4 separate regions of the Homo sapiens genome follow, and all the other regions are linked to region 1. The links are chromatin contacts, found by Hi-C or POLR2A ChIA-PET in ENCODE. All regions are on one chromosome and are shown on one strand. Each heading gives the region's core, a stretch centred on a gene start or an enhancer-like site at or near the end of the contact. The rest is flanking DNA. Distances are from core to core; before and after follow the strand shown.

Region 1 (5,049 bases), core at 1,127-3,626:
AAAATTAAGGACATTATGTATAGTATGATCACAATTTTTAGTATATTTAAGATAAATAAAGTATAGAAGAATGAATAGAAAAATCCCACCTCAAAGTATTAATAGAGGTTTTCTCTAGGTGGTAGGATTAAGTGGCAAATTTTCTCCTCACTTACCTATATTTTCTAATTTACCTACATACCTACAACCAACATATTTCTTGTTTTGTTTGTTTGTTTTGAGATGTAGTTTTGCTCTTGTTGCCCAAGCTGGAGTGCAATGGCACGATCTCGGCTCACTGCAACCTCCGCCTCCCAGGTTCAAGCAATTCTGCCTCAGCTTCCCGAGTAGCTGGGATTACAGGTGCGCACCACCACTCCCAGCTAATTTTTTGTATTCTTAGTAGAAACGGGGTTTCACCATGTTAGCCAGGCTGGTCTAGAACTCCTGACCTCAGGTGATCTGTCCACCTCAGCCTCCCAAAGTGCAGGGATTACAGGTGTCAGCCACCGTGCCCAGCCCATATTTCTTGTGTAATAGAGTTTCTTTTTTAAGATCAAGGACCCGATCCTACTTTCATTATAGTTAAGTTGCTATCATCTTGACCTCTTCATAACCTAGAGTTGAGGTTCCTTCTACTCACCCACACCTTTCTCTTTTATATAATCTTAATTAAGAAACCCTTTATCAACATTTCTAGCAATTCCCTACACTTTTATGTATGAGGAATTAGAAATTCTGCCAGATGACTTGGAATTAGGCACCTGGAGTTTTTGAAGTATGACAGACCTAGATTTTAACTTTGTTTAACAACTTTCTTAAACTAAGAGGCAGTTTCCTCATCTGAAAAATAAGGTTAATACCTAGCTGATAGGCTTGTTGTGAGATTAAAGGAGACAATGAATATAAAGTGCTTAGTGGCACAGGGTTCAATAATGTAAGCTAATATTGTCCAAGAGTCATGAAATAGAGCTGATGACTAAAGAGGAGTAGAGGATGTTTGCTTGGGTACGTTGGGCTTCAGATTCCTGGGCTTTGTCGAAAGAAAGGAGGAATGTCTAGTCAGACACACGTTTTGGTTGCCAGGTGCTGAAGTAAGACTGATCCCTGCATTTTTCTTTCTGTGAGCTGAGGTTCTGTGGACTCTTCAGAGTCCACAGACTCTTCTCTGAGGGGAGAGAACCCTGTAAATGCGTTATATATTACAAATGTCTGATGAGAGGAGACCTCGAATACTAGATAAAAGGTATGTGTGGAGGACAGTGTGAATACCCTAACAGAGCGTTCCCGCTTCACTATTTTACTTAAGAGTGATACTTAACTTACTGGACAAAAACAGCTTTGAGGTTAAAAAAAAATTTTATCACTGCTTTAAAGTTCACATTAATGAGAAGTAAACAATTGCAAGAGTCAGAGTATCCTAATCATTTAGTTATACACATTTTACTTTTAAAATGCATGATTTCTGTAATTTTGTTTTTGTGTTTAGGTAATTCTAGGTTTTAACGAGGGTTCTGTGTACCTAGAAAAAATAATATGTGCGTCTTTCAAATAGAACATGAGGAAATAGTAGTATTTGCTTTATGGAACCATGAATTCCTACCTCCCAACTAATTTTAAGTAACATGTAAACCAATGTGAATGATGAGTCCACTTTTTAGTCATTAAACAGTAATTGTAAAATGTAGTGAGATTATCAGCCCATGCAAACAACTGTTTAATGCTGTACAACTCAGACATGAACTATTTTGACTGTTTTCAGTCCCAAGAATTTGTTTAAATGAGGTTCCATTCTCTTTATTCTTAACAGATCTCAAGAATCGGGAGGGTGGAAATTTGTAACTGAAAACATGGAATTAGTTCCAAAATATGAATTGATGTTAAGAGCTGGGGTTCTAAAAATCACTTCCTTTTCTTCTGCATGTGAACGTATGGTCGAGTCCTTAAACTTTCTTTCTAAACTTCTCAAAATTCTGGTTATATATAGAAGACCCGCAGTCACAAGGGAGAAAGGGTGGGAACAGAATGTAAATTTTATAGTAGAGAAGATTTACATTTTGCGCTTTCTCACTATTCATTTGCCATTAACAAAGGTTATCTAGCAACTTTAATTTTAGTTTGGGGGGCTAACACGGGTCTTGCAAAAGAAGTTTCCTCTTGAAGCACTTGCTTTAAAAAAAGCCTTTTGGCCACCTTCCCAGGCGGTAGCGAATTAAGCTGCGCAGGCGCCTTGCTTCCCCCTCCATCAACATGTTCGATTGGCCTACGATTGATTACATCATTGGTCCGCGCAACCCTAGCAGGCTTCTGGGCCTGTAGCTGAGCCGAAGCTCTTCCTTTTGCGTAGCGGGGCGGGGCACGATGGTGGCGGGGGGGGAGGGGGGAATTGTTCTACTACGCATGCGCACCGGGGATGGCGACAGGGCCTCTTTCTTTGCTTCTCTCCACAGCTCTTCCCAGCCGGGGGGCTGAGTGCCCTCCCCCTTCTCTCCCTGCCCCTCCCCTTTCTCCCCCCTCACCGCCCAGCGGGGCTTCTAACTGACAGTTGTCGCCGGGCCCCGTCCGTGCACCGCCTCCTTCTGCCCGTGTCCCCCGCAGGTAGAGGGGGGCGGGAGGGGGTGTGAGGGAGAGGAGGAGCCGGAGCCGCCGCTGCGGCCCCCTCCGGGGAGGGGAGAGGAGAACCCCCTTCCTCCTCGCCCCCTCCCAGCCCCCCGCTGGCCCGGGAGGGGGTGGGGCGCCGAGGCCGCGGCGACCCGGCAGGGCCTGGCCGGTGAAGAGCAGGCGGGCGGGGTGCGGAGGGGTGAGGCCGGCGAGGGCCGTGCGCGCGCCGCCGCCGGGGGGGAGGGGAGAGGAGGGCACCTAGGCTCTCCTCTTCTCTCCCCCCTCCTCGCGCGCCATGTAACCCCGCCCCGCCGGCGGTGAGCTCAAGACCCCCGCGCGCACCGAGCCGAGCCGGCGGCTGAGGAGAGCCAGGCCCGATGTGGCGGGGGCTACGCGCCGCGGCCGAGCCGTGAGGAAGCGGCTCGCGCTCACGCGTCCCCCAGCACCTCGAGCGGCTGTTCCACACCGCCCAGCCTAGGCCTGCCGGGGCATGAGTGTGCCCGGGACGCCGGGAGCGATGGAGCCGGCTGGGGAGGAAGAGCGGCCGCCACCGGCGGCCGAAGGAGAGGACGACGAGGAGGAGGTGGCAGCGGCGGCCCAGACCTCAGGGCCGGCCCACGGAAGGAGTGCCTCCTCGCTGGAGGACGCGGACGATCAGGAGGAAGAGATGGAGGCGATGGTGATCGGAGGCGGTTGCTGCAAGGAGCAGGAGCTGACCTACGAGCTACAGCAGGGCTACCGCATCCTGGGCGAGTTCCTGCAGGAGAAGCACCGGGGCCTCACCGCCCCCTTTCTGCAGCCCTTGGGGGGCGTTGCCACCGCGGAGGAGGAGGTGGCGGAAGGGCCGCGCAGCGGGGGCCGGGGCGGTCGCGCCTTCCCGCAGCAGCCCGGACAGGGCATGTGTCTGCTGCAGATGGAAGAGAAGTTCGCCAGCGGCCAGTACGGGGGCATCACCGAGTTCGTGGCGGACTTCAGGTTGATGCTGGAGACGTGCTACCGCCTGCACGGAGTGGACCACTGGATCTCCAAACAGGGCCAGAAGCTGGAGATGATGCTGGAGCAGAAGTTAGCGCTTCTCTCTCGGTAAGCGAGCCCGGTCCCCGGTGGGACTGACAGACTGACACAAACACACACTCACACGTGCCCGAGGATGGGCTGGGCCAGGGGCCTGGGGGCGGCGCTGATAGGTGCTGAGTCGGTGCTGGAGAAGCCCGGGAGGAGGAGCGGCGCTGGGCGGGGACCGGAGGGGTGTGGTGGGTGTGGGCCGAACCCGGCTTGCGCGTAGACTGAGAAGGAAACCCGAGTCTGCAGCGCTGAAGAGCTGGGTATAGTTTGCAGATGTAAAATGGAATGGGTCCCGTAGGAAGAATTGCACGTGTAGGCAGAGGAACAGTTTTTGTGGGATGGAAGTTGGACCTGCAACTTTTAGACAGTTTTAGCATGACATTTAAAACAGCGTTTAGGATGAAATATCTCTAGAAAAATAATTTTGGCTTATGTAAAAAGGTGTCTTAAACCATTAAAAAATAATTTTATCATTTACTACCCATGTCGGTCATCGAAGATTTATGGAGTGTTACTAAATGGTTAATGGTTACTTTTGCATACTACTGATCTTTTCTCTCCGTTTCATCTGAGGACACCCAATTTTTGCAATAATAGGGAATGCATCAACACACATTTTTTAAAGTTTATACATTTATGTTTATTCTACCAGAAATCATAGGCAAGTCAGATGATACTGTGCTCTTGGTATCCGCCACCCATATATCCAATTATTTAACACAAGAGGAGGATACTAAAATGAATGTATTGTTTTATAATAATTGTATAGTCTGTGTCAGCCAAGTTAATTTCTAAAGTTTAAATTTTTCGGGAGTGGAAAAATTCAATGTTTTTGGTATTGGTAGTTGAAGTGGAATAGTAGTTTGACTGTTTACTATTAGAGTGAATTTAAGTTGAGCAAGTCACTTAACCTTTTTGGCCTCAGTTTCCTCATCTATCAAGCGGGGATAATAATAGTACTTCTCTCATAGAGTTGCTTTGAGGATTTAATGAGTTAATAAATGTGAAATCAACAGTGCTGCTCCCATAGTTAGCCAAGTATAAGTGTTAGCCATTTTAATGTAAGTAGTAGCAGTCGTTGAATAATATGAGTGTATACTTCATATCTGAAACGGCATTATACTTGTGCTCTTACAGAATAGCTCCTAGAAATTGTGTTAATTTTTTGGTTCTTGATTTGTCACTGTAATTTAAAAGTAACCTTTGTCATTGGCTTCCCATATGCCATTTTCAAGACTAACGGTGATTTTTTTCACCAAAAACAGTTAACATAGTGCCTGTCTTCGTTAAGTGAGCTCTCTTTAAGGAACCTCTTCTTGAATCCTTTCATAGAGTAGGATTATTTAGTAATAGAATAATTATTCACATATTTGCTTTGTAAATTACTTTTAATACTTTAGTAAT
Region 2 (5,049 bases), core at 1,922-4,421, 670 kb before region 1:
AAGTATTTACGGCGTACAACTTAGTACATGTCTCAGTCTGTGGCAAATGATGGAAGCCTAGAAAACACATATGGACAAGGTCAATCCTCTACCCTTGAGACCACTGCAGTCTCATGGGGGAAATAAGACAGTTACATAAAATGTCATAGTGTAAAGTACAGTTTCTAGCATGCACATTTTTTGGTGGCACAGCACAAATTAAGTATTTTTTCTCATTTTTTATTTTGTTTTTTTGAGGCAGATTTTTGCTGTGTCACCCAGGCTTGAGTGCAGTGGCGCCATCTCAGCTCACTGCAACCTCCACCTCCCGGATTCAAGTGATTCTCATGCCTCAGCCACCCGAGTAGCTGGGATTACAGGCACCGCCACCATGCCCGGCTAATGCTTTTTGTATTTTTATTAGAGATGGGGTTTCACCATGTTGGCCAGGCTGGTCTCGAACTCCTGACCTCAGGTGATCCACCCGCCTCGGCCTCCCAAAGTGTTGGGGTTACAGGCATGAACCACCATGCCTGGACAGAAATTAAGTCTTACTAAGAGGCATTTTAGGCCGGGCGCAGTGGCTCACGCTTGCAATCCCAGCACTTTGGGAGGTCAAGATGGGTGGATCACCTCAGGTCAGGAATTCGAGACCAGCCTGACCATTATGGCGAAACCCTTTCTCTACTAAAAATACAAAAATTAGCCACGCGTGGTGGCAGGCACCTATAATCCGAGCTACTCAGGAGGCTGAGGCTGGAGAATTGCTTGAACCTGGGAGGCGGAGGTTGCAGTGAGCCGAGATCGCGCCACTGCACTCCAGCCTGGGCAACAGAGCGAGACTCCCTCTCAGAAAAAAAAAAAAAAAAAAAAAAAAAGAGGCATTTTACTATTTTATATTGGGTAAGCATGGAAAAGGAGGCAAACTAATTTATTTGAGTGTGTAGAGAAGAAAAAGCAAGTTTTCCTTAACCATGGTAAGGTTCATGGCTGAGACTCCTATAACAAAATACAGATTAACAAGAGAAAAGCATACAAATTTGTGTAATATAAGTTTTACATGATGGGGAGTCTTCCTAAGGAAATGACCCAAAGAAAAGTCTGTGTACTTTTATGCATAGGTTTGAGAAAGTGGATAGTTGTGCAGAAGTATGATTGAACAAAGCGGGTATGATCTCACGGTAATAAATTGGGGGCATGAGATTAGCAAGACCTGTTTGTTCAGATTATTCTTGGTGTCCCTGTGTGACATTCCTTCCACCCTGATATAGGGCAGGACACCTGCCACATGAGGGTTTTCAAGAGAGATAAGAGGATGACCTTCCTAGGCTTTATGGCCTGCTTCAGAGACGGGTGAGGGAGATGTGACAGTGGCCTTCCAGTATATGCTGTTTTCTCAACTTCCAAGGTGCTATGTTTGGGGGTTGGGTTTCCTATGCCATATCAGTGCTTACAGTATGACAAGCAGCATGATGAGTGCTTTACAAAGCCTGCACTACATGTCAGGTAGTTTTTACTCATTTGTAAAATGAGCAATCTTCATTTTAGAAAGACTGACCAAAGGCCCAGTCATACAGATAGACGGTAGAATCCGGAATTGAAACTAGCTTCCTAAGCTACAATGGAGTGAAGCAAAAAAAGGAACTAAAACTAGGTCTAGGCTGGTAGGCTGGGTGCAGTGGCTCACGCCTGTAATCCCAACAATTTGGGAGGCCGAGGCAGGTGGATCACGAGGTCAGGAGATCGAGACCATCCTGGCTAACACGGTGAAACCCCGTCTCTACTAAAAATACAAAAAATTAGCCGGGCTTGGTGGCGGGCGCCTGTAGTCCTAGCTACTTGGGAGGCTGAGGCAGGAGAATCACTTGAACCCGGGAGGCGGAGCTTGCAGTGAGCCGAGATCGCGCCACTGCACTCCAGCCTGGGCAACAGAGCGAGACTCCGTCTCAAAAAAAAAAAAAAAAAGATTTTGAAGCATATGTTTCAACAGAGCAGATGGAGAAAGTTACGTCAAACGTCTTGAGAGGAGGACATGGAATGCCAAACACAAGGATCTAAAAACGGTAGTGGTGCTTTAATCCCACTGCCTTGGGACAGTGACGGAAATCAGGGACAAGAAGAAATACATTTCTTGAATTGGGCAGCTGAAAACCTAAAAAAATCGCTATCAAGTCCATTTATTTGTGTGTGTACATTTATTTATTTGTATTATTATTATTATTTGAGATGGAGTTTCGCTCTTGTTGCCCAGGCTGGAGTGCAGTGGCTCATCTCGACTCACTGTAAGCTCCGTCTCCCGGGTTCAAGCGATTCTCCTGCCTCAGCCTCCTGAATAGCTGGGATTACAGGCACGCACCACCACGCCCAACTAATTTTGTATTTTTAGTAGAGATGGGGTTTCTCCATGTTGGTCAGGCTGGTCTCGAACTCCCAATCTCAGGCGATCCGCCCACCTTGGCCTCCGAAAGTGCTCGGTTTACAGGCATGAGCCACTGCGCCCTGCCTGCATTATTATTTTTTAATGAGACGGGGGTCTCACTATGTTGCCCAGGCTGGTCAGTAACTCCTGAGCTCAAGCAATCCTCCTGCCTCGGCCTCCCAAAGTGCCATTTATATTTTATATACTCTAAAGGACCATGGGGCAGATACAGCACAGGCGGAAAGTCAGCTTTGAGTTAAGCCTGTTGGAGATGTAACAATACCAGGCAGAAACCCAGAAAGATGGGGCGTAGGGCTGGGTGCAGTGGCTCCCGCCTGTAAGCCCAGCACTTTGGAAGGCCAAGGCAGGCGGATCACTTGAGACCAGGAGTTGAGACCAGCCTGGGCAACATGGCGAAACCCCGTCTCTACCAAAAATATAAAATTAGCAGGGCGCTCACCTGGAGTCCCAGCTACTCAGGAGGCTGAAGTGGGAGGATCGCTTGAGCCCGGGAGGCGGAGCTTACGGTGGGCCGAGATCGCGCCGCTGCACTCCAGCCTGGGTGATAGAATGAGCCCCTGTCTCAAAGAAAAAAAGAAGGAAAAAAAAAAAAAAGAAATGGAAGCAGTGTAGGACCGAAGACGTCTGGGACGGAAGCTCACCCCCAGGAAGGCCTAGGGAGAGAGGCACCGGCGACGTGTCTGCACCACGCGTCACCGGCACGCGCGGTCCACACTCCAGCGCCGGGTCTCGCGAGAGCCCCAAGCGCGGAACCGAATCTGCAGGCGCGCCACTCTTTGCCTGCGGCACCCTTCCTCCAGTTCTCAGGGTGATGGTCGCGATAGTTGCACCAGCACATGAGGGCGAAAACCTCTTGTGCTGCCTCCCCGTGACTGCCAGTTCCCGGACCACGTTCTCCCCAAGAGCCCAAGAAGGGCAGACAGCCAGGCGCGCTTGGCTGGTCTCGGGAGGAGGAAGTGGCGGAAGTGGGATTTGGGAAACAATCCTGGAGTCGGTGTGCTACGCATGCGCCGAGGGAAGCGGCCAGGCGGGTGGAGGCGGTGACCGCGCGGAGGCACCGGCGGCCCAGAGGCTTATAGTCTCGCGCGCACAGCAGCGCGCTACGCGGCCATCACAGCACAGCCGATCCAGAGTCCAGTCACGTGACCCGCTCGTGGCAGTCCGTGTGGGGCACTGTAGTAGCATTTAGTGAGTCAGGCGAACCTAGCGGGCTGCCGCCCCAGATCAGTTTCTCCGTCAGATTCCATTTCTCCAGCGGCACCTGAACCGGCGCGGTCCTCTGCGTCTTCTTGCTCCCTGGGGATGGGGCCCGGAGCCCCCTTCTTCATAGAAGGGAAAGAGATTTGAGCAGGTGGAAGGAACAGGTGCCCAGGACGCTGTCCCGACGCCCACACGATGCGCTGAGACCTGAGCTTACCCTCGCGTGTCCCATCGTGCGGTGGTTCTGTCGCGGCCCTATGGGGAGGGACTCTGTCAGACGGGGACGTCACGAGGCGGCCTTGCCGGGCAGGGTATTGGGGGTACCGGCTCCATAGTTTAACTCCGCCTAGTAGTGACCGCGTCTTTTTGCGGTTTTCCTCAGTCCTGTGGCCGGAGACCTCTGCAGTCTCCCTCCCGCAATGGAGACGTCCTAGGAGGTCTTCTGTTTCCATGTTTAGGGAAATGGGAAACCTACATAGTTTAGTAACAAATTGAAAGAGTAGTCCAAAGTCTTCCAACAAAGAAGACTGCAAGCCACCATGGCTTCCCTGGCAAATTGAACGATATATAAGAGGAAAACATAATTCCAGTCTTTAATAGTTCCAGAATAAAAGGGGGAAGGAAGATGAAAGCGGGTAACACTTTTAAACTTTTTAATGGCCTAGCATAACCCTGATAGGAAAACCTGACGAGAACAGCGAATGGAAGGAAAAGTGTATGCAAGTTTTGCTCATGAGTCTAGACGGGAAACTCTGTAAGCAAAATATTAGCAAAATCTAGTATTATGTGAAAGGAATAATACCATAGCCAAGTTATGTGGTTTTTTGTTTTGTTCTGTTTTGTGGGGGTTTTTTTTTGAGACGTTTTGTTCTTTTTTTTTTTTTTTTTTGAAACCTCCACCTCCTGGATTCAAGTGATTCTCCTGCCTCAGCCTCCCGAGTAGCTGGGATTACAGGCGTGCGTCACCACGCCCGGCTAATTTTTTTTGTATTTTTAGTAGAGACGGTGGGGGGGTTTCACCGTATTGGCCAGGCTGGTCTGAAACTCCTGACCTCAAGTGATCCACCCGCCTGCCAAAGTGGTGGGATTACAGGCGTGAGCCACCTCGTCCAGCCAAATTAGGTTGTTTTAACATGAGAAGACAAATTACTGTAATTGAAGATACTAACTAATTAATGGAGAAAATATCATCTTAATAAATGTAGAATAATTTATTAAATTTAACACTTATTCATGATAAACACTCATGGAAAACCAGGAATAGAAGAGAAATTAATCTTATAGAGGGTATCTGCAAAACACCATACACCAAACATCCTACTTAATGGTAAAGCGTTGAAAGCGTTTAAGAACTTGGGGCCTTTAACTCTACAGAGTTTCCCAGAGTTGTGACTTTGATGATTCCATATACATAGACCATTTCAACATGT
Region 3 (5,049 bases), core at 654-3,153, 670 kb after region 1:
TTCTCCTTAAAAAGGTTTCCTTTTTGTTTAAAGGACATGAAATGCCTTTTAGTTGTGCCTGTAAAGACTGTGAATCTTGCATTTGCCTGTGATCCTTAGCAGTAGGGTAAGCCCACATCTGGCATATGTGCTGGCCAAAATTACCCTGAACAACTCTCAATCTGTTTCTTCTTTCTGTAAAATGGAAAAGTGGCCACTGTACTGGACAGTTTTAAGGACTCTGTAAAACCATGTAGGCAACATAAAATTTCAAAACATCCCTGGACACTTTGGGAGGCCGAGGCAGGTGGATCACCTGAGGTCAGGAGTTCGAGACCAGCCTATCCAACATGGTGAAACCCAGTCTCCACCAAAAATACAAAAATTAGCCGGGTGTGGTGGTACATGCCTGTAATCCCAGCTACTTGGGAGGCTGAGGCAAGAGAATCGCTTGAATCTGGGAGGTGGAGGTTGCAGTGAGCCGAAATTGCACCATTGCACTCCAGCCTGGGTGACAAGAGCCAAATTCTGTCTCAAAAAAATCACCCAAAAACAAACAAAAAACTCTGGAAATTTACATTTTTAATGAGCAATTAATTTGGAGTACAGCCTAGCACGTGGATTGTTTTTACAAGGACTGTTAACCCACGAAAATATTTTCAAACCTCAGTTTTGAGAGGCCTTTCTCAAACTGTGTGTTTTAGTGAAAATCCATTTAAAATCATTAATTGCCTCTAACCATCTCATAGCTTTGGTCAGGTATTTTTTGAAGAATTACACATTGCTTGGCATTTGACCAATGTTAAGTGGGCCTACTGAAATCACCAGCAATCTAGAAATTAGAATTACTTGATTCCATAGTTATGTTTGTAACTAAGAGATTGTTATTATTTTATTTCAAAGCTACCATAACGTCCTGCATGTCTCCAGTTTATCTGATGGAGCTGAACTAATCTGAGTATATTATGAACACAAGCAAGTAAGTTATTTTTAAAAATGAACCTATTTGTACTAAAAATTTACAGGTAGAAGGGTCGTCTACTAACCATATTATCTAGAACTGTGTGGATCTTTAAAATGCTAAATTAGGTGGTGGTAATAAAAAAAGAATCACCTCTAACCAGGTGCAGCAAACACAAAATACAGTAAACAAATGAACATATCCTTGTGCTGTAATTTGTTATCAAAATATTATTTCTGGGAATGTGGGATGTCCACTGCTTTTTTTCCCCTTCTTCTTTCTCTTCTTCTTTTCTCTCTCTCTTTCTCTCTCTCTGTGTGTGTGGTGTGTTCTCCAGTCTCCAGAGACATAGACTAGAATTTTAAATTAAAATATTTAGACAACTAGTTACAATCAAACTTCTCCCACAGGAGTGGAAGGAAAGTCCAATGGAGAAATTGTTTTGTAAATTAAAGACATTACTGCACAAGCCTAAAATGATGTTACTGGGGATTTTAATCTTTTTACCTGGATTCAGATTAAAAGTCATCAGTTTTCCCTCTCATCAACAATTTATTCATTCATCCATTATATTTTTATGGATTGATATGCCCAACATTATACTAATTAATCCAATTTATAAGGTAATCTATAATCCTATTTAGGTTAGAAGGGTTTTTGGCAAATGTTCACTCTGGAAAACTGGGTTGTAAGAATATTGGCGATCTCAATTTTATTTCTGTGTATGTAAAAAGAAAGGCTTCATATCTAAAATAACTTTACCTAAGTATACAAAGTTGTTTCAGGGTAACAAAAGAGCGAAAAACAAAACTGTAAAAGGGCCAAGGACAGAGGAATGGGCAAATGAAGGAAGGGCGGAGAGGCAGAACAAGAGCTGAAGGAGAAAATTCTGTGGAGGGGTGTGGGAAAGGGGTGGAGCTGGCAACCTTGCCTTAAAAGCTGAGTGATAGCCCATACTAAAGACTGGTTGAGCCGGGTAGGGAAAGCAGCCTAAAGCCCGGGACAGGCACACAGGCCCAGGTGTGTAGGCCACAGCAGCCGCAGTCCTGAAAGGCTGCAACACCCAGACCTCCAGGAGAGACCAGGCCCAGGATGCCTCGCCTGTTCTTGTTCCACCTGCTAGAATTCTGTTTACTACTGAACCAATTTTCCAGAGCAGTCGCGGCCAAATGGAAGGACGATGTTATTAAATTATGCGGCCGCGAATTAGTTCGCGCGCAGATTGCCATTTGCGGCATGAGCACCTGGAGCAAAAGGTCTCTGAGCCAGGAAGATGCTCCTCAGACACCTAGACCAGTGGCAGGTGAGAGCTCCCGCCCCCTCCCGGCCTTCCCGCGCTTCCCATTGGTTACTCTGGGGCGGCCGCCCAATTGGAACGGCGGCCTGCACGTCCGACTCGAGATCTCATTGGCTGCCACCGCTCAGCCCCTACTCAGCCGTGGCTGGTCCCTAAAGTTTGGGCTTTTCCTTTGCCAGGTGATTTTATTCAAACAGTCTCACTGGGAATCTCACCGGACGGAGGGAAAGCACTGAGAACAGGAAGCTGCTTCACCCGAGAGTTCCTTGGTGCCCTTTCCGTAAGGCAGTCAGAGCGACGGGGTGGAAAGGGAGGGGAAGCCTCAGAGGAGGTGACGCCGCCCGGAGACCCGCAGGAGGCCGGGCGCACTCCTGCACCCCACAGGAAAGCCAGGCGGCCAGACAGCGGGCGTGCTGGTGGGGGCACCTGAACAGGGCTTCTCGGATAGAGAGGAGAGGGGACAAACACTGAGGCGGCGCGCTAGTTATCAAGCCTGTTTGCGCGCCTGTAGGACGGGGCAACACTCTGAGGTCTCTGTGAGGGTCCCGTGATGGGAAGACAGGAAGGGCCTTACACTTAATGACTCTCCTAGTCCAGAAGTTGGGCTGTGGCCTTTGCCATTGGAAACGTTCTTTAAAATAAACAAACAGAAAATCCCAAAGGAAAGAGTCTGACCTCCCGCTTCTTTGATCTGGGTATTGAAGTTCATTTGTGAGGCAGGGGATGGAAGAGAAAGGAAAGGCTTGAATGCCTTTAGGAGAAACTCAAGAGGACCAGAGACAAGGAAAGCAGGCCGTTCAGACCATCATAGCTGAAGACCCTACTGATGCTTTCAAGCATTTGGAAGCTGCAGTGGGTTTGCTTTAAAGGCAAGCTCTTAGAGTTGAGTACAGCTCAATCTGAAATGGCTTTTAAAAATATTTTAGTATTTATAAAGTAGCAGTGGAAACTCATGGAGGTATATACTAGTCTAAGAAGTGTAACGGGTCATATTAAATTCAGAGAAAGTAACCGCAGTTGCAAATACTAAGTGTTTTGTATTAGTATGACATGTAATTTATGATAAACCGCAACTAAATTTTATAGGCTATATGCATATACTATATATAAATGACTCTAACAGAAATACATTTACTTCTCTTTTATGAGATTTAAAGTATGCTTCTAAAGTTATTTACTTTTCTACATTGTTAGAGTTTGATTTATTTAATGGCAGTTTTTACATGACTTTTGTATAACATTAGTACAAAAATACCACAACGTCTAGGAATTTAGTGATAAAAAGTAGAGAAGACCGGATTGCATTGCATTTGCTTTATTATTCCACATTTTCTGACTATAAAAGTAGTAATGCTCATATTAAAGACAAATGTACATTAATGCAGCGTGAAAAATGAGAAGCACTCGTAGATATTAAGGACTTTGAAAAGTATATGTGAATTTTATGAGAAAATGAAATTATATTAAACAAGTAAGTGGAAAGAAATGTTAACATTTGGATAGGTATATGTATATATCTTTTGCATTTTCACTCACCATTATACTTTGAGCAGTTTCTCACATTGTTATTATCCCAAAACATAATTTGAAATTCCTGTGTAGTATTTTTGTCATAAATCTGCCACATAAACTTAAAGATTCTTTGGTGGATATTTAGTTTATTTCTAAATTGTTGCTGAAAATCATTAATCACATTTGTATATAGATATTTAGCTACACTTTTATTTCTTTAGAAGAGACATGAGATTTCAAAGTATTTTTAAAGAATTTTCTTTATTGCTATGCAGTATAATTTAACTGAAAGTAACCTCAGAAAATATTGCCTGCACGTGGGATTAAGATAAATGTTTACCGTTACTAGGTAGGAATCGCTTTGGAAGTACATGTCAGTAATTTGTGATTAATATGAGTTTTCAGACTTATACTGTTAGGTAATTGCTACTTGCTTTCACGTTATTACACTGTTAGATAACCATTTTATCTTACAATGTGTGCCAAAGTAATATTCACTGCATCCCTTTTAAAAATAAGATCCGCTTTAAACCAGAGATCTATTTCAGTAAGATTTGCATCCAAAATACAGTGAATTAAGGGTATTTGCATGAATTCAGACAGAATATTTTCTCTGAGCCTAGGTTCCATAGCTAAAAGTGTTATGGATTATGAAATATTTCAAAACAGGTTTAAAAATATAATTTTAATAAAAGTTCAAAACACACAGCCTATGAATAAACTGAATACAATCTATAACTGTTTTGGCTGATTCATTTAACTGGCTTTAAGTATACAGAAAATTACCATCAGCTTTTTTCAGCATTTAATAAGACTGCAACTACAGACAGTTTAGGTTGGAGCACAGAGACGTTTTTATGAGGAAATTGAATTAAACTTAGGATGTCTTAATGAGGGAAAATGCCAAAACCTGTCATTTAACCAAAAATGATATAAATTCTCATCTGTCATTTCCAGTTTAGAATGTGGATGAGCGAGAGTGTTAGGGGCAAAGACAAAATACTACAGGTTTTTTGTTTTGTTTTGTTTTGTTTTGTTTTTTATTGCTCTGTCAAACTCCAACTGTTGAAGTTTGTTGTTGGTAAAAGGAGAACAACTGATTCTTTTGCCACAAAACTCAGGAAATGATCAGCCCCAGAACTACCGCTGTCTAGGTGAAGGGTCGTGGTTTCCTCTGATCAGCAGGCATCAGTGGTTAACCAGGTGTCTGCCTCCCGCACTTAGATTTACTCCTCTCTTCTCTTTCTTTTCATTATTTCAAGAGTAATGCCTTGGTATTGGATAGTTTTCCTGTCCAAGA
Region 4 (5,049 bases), core at 2,550-5,049, 560 kb after region 1:
GGAGAACAGGTAGGTTTCACTCTTTATTGTTTTTAAAGGGAAAAAAGGAAGGAAAAGACAGAAAAAGAGAGATGAGATTATGGATTTTTTTTGGTGTTCTGTGTCCAAATTTCCAAGTGAAAGAATGTTTTATTTTTAGTATCAGGAAAAAAATAAAACCAAAATTTCATGAATCACTTCACCTTACCAAACCGTAGAATGTTTAGCAGACCAAGTGATATAATGGAAAGAACCCCAAAATGGAGTCCAAACATCCAAACTGACGTAGAATAATAACATTCGTTTATTTTTTATGTTTTTTTCTTTATTATTAAAGTAATATAATGGAATTACAGAAAATAAGAAAAGAAGGGGAAAATCCCCTACTATTTCATCACTCTCACCCAGGGAGCATCTGGTGATGCCTGGAAACATTTTTGGTTGTCAAAATTGGGCTGGTTGAGGGAGGACTGCTATTGCTATCTAGGGGCAGAGGCCAAGAGTGCTGCCAAACACCCTGCAGTGCACAGGCCAGCCTCCCACAGCAAAGACATACAGCCTAAAACGTCAACAGTGCCAGTGCTGAGAAACCTTGTCACCACTGTGAGCAAAAAACATTTCAGTGTATATCTTTCAATTTTTTTCCCTGTAATCTTTTAAAAAGTAATTTATAACCTTATCATACATTTAATACCCATTTGTTTCATTAAAGCTTATGGCATAAATATTGCCCATCTTACTGCATGGTATTCATAAGCATCTTATTTAACAGTTCCATAATATTTAATCCCTCTATTGTTAGGTATCAGATTGTTGCCAATTTTTTAAAATATCATAAGTATTTGTGTGTTCAGCAAATATTCGTTGAGTGCCTACTGTGTGCCAGGGCCCCAGGCTAGGCCCTGAGGATAGATTTTCCCAAATAGTGTTGCTGATCAAAGAAAAAGAACATTTTTCTGGTTCTCAACACATGTTGATAATTGGTACTGTTACACTGTATTTTCACCCATTGTTTAAAAAATATTATTTTTTTGCTAATTTGAAAGATCTGATCATTTTTTGGTCTGTTTATGTCACTGGTTTCTTATCAACCTGTATGAGTCCTTCATGTTAAAAGATAAAAAGGTTAAGTGAAATAACATGAGTCATCATCCTCTTGCCAGTGTTAGGTACCTATTTTTTTATTTCTTTCCTTTCCGTCTATCCTGTAGATGTGGAATAGCGATGGCATTCAGGCCTGTGAGGTCACATTTGCTAAAATGGGGCTGCAGCATCTATCAGACTATCTTTTCCTTGGGCCAGAGTTAACTGTACAGTTATAAAATATTACTTATAAAATATAAATATTACTTATAAAATATTTTATAACTGTACAGTTATAAAATATTAATGTGATATTTTATGATTATTGTATTATAAACACAAATTCACTTACTAGGCAGAAGAAAACTTAAAATACCCCTAATGCCAAGCAAAGCATTATAACCATATGGGAATAAAACAAAGGGACATTAAATCTAGTCATGGATTACAACTAATTTTGCCAATGTTTATGGCCTACTCTGGTGGAGTTCTTGTCCTTTAATGAATTTGGTTGAAATTTTTAGGAGTAATAAAGGCTTCCTGGAGGGTGATGGATTAGATCCAATATTTACTTAATTTCTTATCAAACCCTCTCTTCCACAGCTCCATTTCCTTGGGGTGCAGCTGTCATTAGTGAGGGACGAAAAGGCAGAATACAAAGATCATGTAAATACACACATGTTCTTTAACCTCTAAACCTCATATCAGGGCAGTTGGTCTAAGAGAAGAAGACTGACATCTTCTTCAGGTAAGAATTATGACCATATGTGAATTCCCATATCCGAATGGAGACATTTAAAGAGCAATGAAATGTAAACTGGGGAAGAAGTGATGGCTCATTCAGGTTGGGGAAGTGGGTTTGTCCCTGGGGGAAGCCCAGTATAACACTATGGAACTAATACTACTTCTCTATCTTCCAAGGGTAGGATGGGTAGGAGGATGAGATAGAGAAAAAGTTAAGCAGCCAGGAGCAGTGGCTCATGCCTGTAATCCCAGCACTTTGGGAGGCCGAGGCAGGCGGATCACCTGAGGTCAGGAGTTCGAGATCAGCCTGGCCAATATGGTGAAACCCCATTTCTACTAAAAATACAAAAATTAGCTGGGCGTGGTGGCAGGTGCCTGTAGTCCCAGCTACTCGGGAGGCTGAGGCAGGAGAATCACTTGAACCCGGGAGGCAGTGAGCTGAGATTGCACCACTGCACTCCAGCATGGGCAACAGAGTGAGACTCTGTCTCAAAAAAAAAAAAAAAAAGACAAAAAAAACCGGTTAAACTTCCTTTCTCAAAAGTAGGAGCAAGAGGCCTGCATGGTGGCTCCCGCCAGTAATCCCAGGACTTCTGGAGCCTGAGGAGGGAGGATCGCCTGAGGCTAGGAGTTCGAGAACAGCCTGGGCAACATAACAAGAGCCCCATCTCTACAAAAACAAAAAAAAAATTCTTAAGTAGGATCAAAGATTAAGACAGTTGATTTATTAAACCTCTACTAAGTGACCAAACTTTATTAAACTCCATGAAACCCCATGCCCAACCTCCTTCTCAGTCACACTGAGACACTCTTGTACATTTTCCACATGGGGTTTCAATTCCCCACAGTATTTCTGTGACTTCCTTGAAGACCACACTCTAACTGCTGTCATGTGGCCTCTGCCTACCTACTTTTACTGAGAAAGGCTAAGTTTTTCTTCAGAGTATCATAGTTCTCCTTAAATACTGTTGACGACTGTCATTGTCAACTGATACATCCTTTCTGGAAAGCATTTTCAGTTTTCTTCAAAAGGCCTTTAAAATATTCAGGCTCTTTGACTAAGTAGTTACACTTCTAAGTTTACTTGAAGGAAACAATCAGCAATATTCCAGAGATATATATGCAATGAGTTCAGTGAATGGCTAAGACAGAACCACTGTAAATAACCTTTATACCCAACAGTGAGGAATTAATTTCATTTAGTTACCCAATCTAATCGAATGCAGCAATGAAAACATTTTTTAGAAGGTTATTTAATTCATAGAAAAGCATCCACAGTAAATTTTTTTCAAGTATTAAAAAAAGAGGTAGAACAATGGTACTTTTACTCCTTGTGTTATAAGACAAACCCAGACTGAACTTTGACATAGGCCAAGGTCAATGTGTCTAAGAAATGTTTTATTATACTATTTTTATTCTTAGGCTCCTCCATTCCTCTTTTAGGACTCCTTTGGGTTCTCAGAATGGACAGAGCAAATAAATTCCGTTCAGGGATCCTGGACCTGCTTAGCGCAGGAAGAGACTTACTTAGATGCTGCAGCTGGGATAACTTACACAAGTCATGTTACTAGCAAGCAGCTGGCGGTGGACTTGGACCCGTGTCCAGACCTCCAGCCTAGCATCAGAGCTATATTCTGAACACACAGTCGCATAAGAATGACTACCTATCCTATACTACCTATCTTATTTATTTTTAGAGGTATAAATTATTTTTAGAGCAAAACTGAATCGCGCCTGGAGGAAGGCCAGATGCATTGCCTGTTCTTATTAACCCCAACAGGTAATTGGCTCTACTGCCCCCTAGACCATCGCGTTCCCTTTCCCTTCTCCTCTCTCCATCCCAAAGAAAGGGTGTAGAGACCCTCCGTCCTAAAGTGCCCAGCGAGCTAGCCAGAGATACTGGGCCGTGGGCACCCGCGGAGGAACAACGCTCCCTACCTGCAGGCGGACAGAAGCGCGGCTGGTGCGGAGCCTCGGGAAGCTGCGCAGAACTGGGGCCGCGCGGGACGCGCCAGCTGCTCAGCGTTGCGCCAGGCCCGGAGGCGGGGTCCCGCCCACCTCTGCCCAAGGCAGCAAATCCAGTTTGCCGGGCGTTGGACTTTCCTGACCTTCGGTGAAATCGGCGGAAGCTTTCAGTTTAGGTATCTAGTGTTGGTGTCCTAGGAATAAAGCTGTGTATAGAAATGAAACAGAAAGTGAAACATGTCAGTCCAGTTTTCTTGTAAATGAGATTTTCACCGGGAAGAGTTTCGAAGATTAAAGCAAATCCACATTTAGTATGTTATTAATAAAAAAAGAAATTTACAACAAGCCAACATCTGAACGCACCTTGATTTTACCTTCAGAGGGGTAAGAGCTTAAGGTTACCCCTTAACCTTTATCAGAAAGGCGTCCCCCTTTCTGATAAAAGCCTCTTCAAGGTGACTGAACATCTTGACATAACTTGATATAACTCTACAACATATAAAAAGTCAGCAGCAGACCCATATGGCTTTGGTTTTTATTCTAGAAAGTAGGTGTGTGTGTGTGTGTATGGGTGTATAATAGGAAATATATTTTTAAATCGTGGATTCTGTGACTTCCTCAAAGTTCCTCGACATAATGAAACTTCATTTGCTTTGTCATTAAAAGAACTTCCCATCCCGAGCTACATCTTTTAAGAATGCTCAGGGTCCCTGATATTCTGCCACCCTAAGGATTAAGGCTGCGGAAGCCTATTCTAGGTGAGGGTTAAGAAAGCCCTTTTGAAAGCTTTGGGTTAGTGAATGGGCCCAAGATGACAGACGATGGTGTCATAATTTACTTAAGTATTATCCCGCGCTGAACTTCTAGGTGCTCTCTTTTCTCGAACTCCTTGACCTCAAGTGATCCGCCAAAGTGCTGATATTACAGGCTTGAGCCACCGTGCCTGTGTGCTCCCTTTTCTTTTTTTTCTCTTTTTCTAAATTGAGAAATTGGACTCTTCGTTGTTTGCCTTTCCTTCTTATTCATTTCAACTGCAGTTCAAAATACTGCATAATGAATGAATATTGAGATAGCCCTTGCATTGGTTATGACATTTGCTTCCAAAATAAGAATTTTCACATTCTGATTGTATCACAGATTTTTATTTTTATCTGGGAAATTATTGAGGCTGACACTGCCTTGATTTGGCAGGAGCATGGAGTTCTCTTTGGCCCCAATAAAATTGCAATAGGGTTTGGGCCCAGCTCAGATGTTCCTTCTTTCAAATCACTTTTGAGG

What was found. Hi-C counts contacts between places; a loop is a spot of excess contacts on that map. ChIA-PET counts read pairs that join two places held with the same protein, here RNA polymerase II (POLR2A). Pooled maps may share reads with other maps.
Region 2: a map of B cell shows a loop between it and region 1 (26-fold over the local background). The contact joins the enhancer-like site here to the promoter of BRD10 in region 1. A Hi-C loop is called at or near these places in 15 of 168 maps with a recorded cell type or tissue (B cell, CD4-positive, alpha-beta T cell, CD4-positive, alpha-beta memory T cell and 10 more), 13 of 37 single-sample maps with no recorded cell type and 32 of 50 pooled maps. POLR2A ChIA-PET finds 5 or more read pairs at or near these places in 13 of 52 experiments (A549, A673, CD4-positive, alpha-beta T cell and 10 more).
Region 3: a map of naive thymus-derived CD4-positive, alpha-beta T cell shows a loop between it and region 1 (6-fold over the local background). The contact joins the promoter of RLN1 here to the promoter of BRD10 in region 1. A Hi-C loop is called at or near these places in 1 of 168 maps with a recorded cell type or tissue (naive thymus-derived CD4-positive, alpha-beta T cell) and 4 of 50 pooled maps. POLR2A ChIA-PET finds 5 or more read pairs at or near these places in 1 of 52 experiments (OCI-LY7).
Region 4: a map of CD8-positive, alpha-beta T cell shows a loop between it and region 1 (8-fold over the local background). The contact joins the promoter of CD274 here to the promoter of BRD10 in region 1. A Hi-C loop is called at or near these places in 5 of 168 maps with a recorded cell type or tissue (CD8-positive, alpha-beta T cell, esophagus muscularis mucosa and naive thymus-derived CD4-positive, alpha-beta T cell), 2 of 37 single-sample maps with no recorded cell type and 20 of 50 pooled maps. POLR2A ChIA-PET finds 5 or more read pairs at or near these places in 2 of 52 experiments (CD4-positive, alpha-beta memory T cell and activated CD4-positive, alpha-beta T cell).

Annotation. Positions count from the first base shown.
Region 1 is chr9:6,005,809-6,010,857 of GRCh38, reverse strand. BRD10 (bromodomain containing 10) reads left to right here and starts at 2,376. Exons shown (of 8, transcript NM_001017969.3): 1 at 2,376-3,663. The coding sequence starts at 3,071. MIR4665 (microRNA 4665) reads right to left here and starts at 3,032; the gene lies at 2,954-3,032. RefSeq lists silencers at 2,309-2,828, 2,879-3,108, 3,299-3,458, 3,849-3,908 and enhancers at 2,346-2,845, 2,846-3,347, 3,479-3,708.
Region 2 is chr9:6,679,798-6,684,846 of GRCh38, reverse strand. No RefSeq gene overlaps it. Among named protein-coding and RNA genes, the nearest start is that of LINC02851, 22 kb to the left of the region's middle. RefSeq lists enhancers at 1,121-1,380, 2,949-3,068, 3,139-3,428, 2,894-3,642, 3,549-3,928. Within about 2 kb of position 3,171, at least 41 of the 41 ENCODE cell types and tissues checked have a DNase peak (open chromatin) inside an H3K27ac peak, as active enhancers do; they include A673, B cell, CD4-positive, alpha-beta T cell and 8 more, where a contact is called at or near this core.
Region 3 is chr9:5,336,730-5,341,778 of GRCh38, reverse strand. RLN1 (relaxin 1) reads left to right here and starts at 1,903. Exons shown (of 2, transcript NM_006911.4): 1 at 1,903-2,243. The coding sequence starts at 2,033. It also overlaps a transcript of RLN2 not described here.
Region 4 is chr9:5,449,292-5,454,340 of GRCh38, reverse strand. CD274 (CD274 molecule) reads right to left here and starts at 3,799. Exons shown (of 7, transcript NM_014143.4): 1 at 3,745-3,799. RefSeq lists enhancers at 3,523-3,682, 3,973-4,022.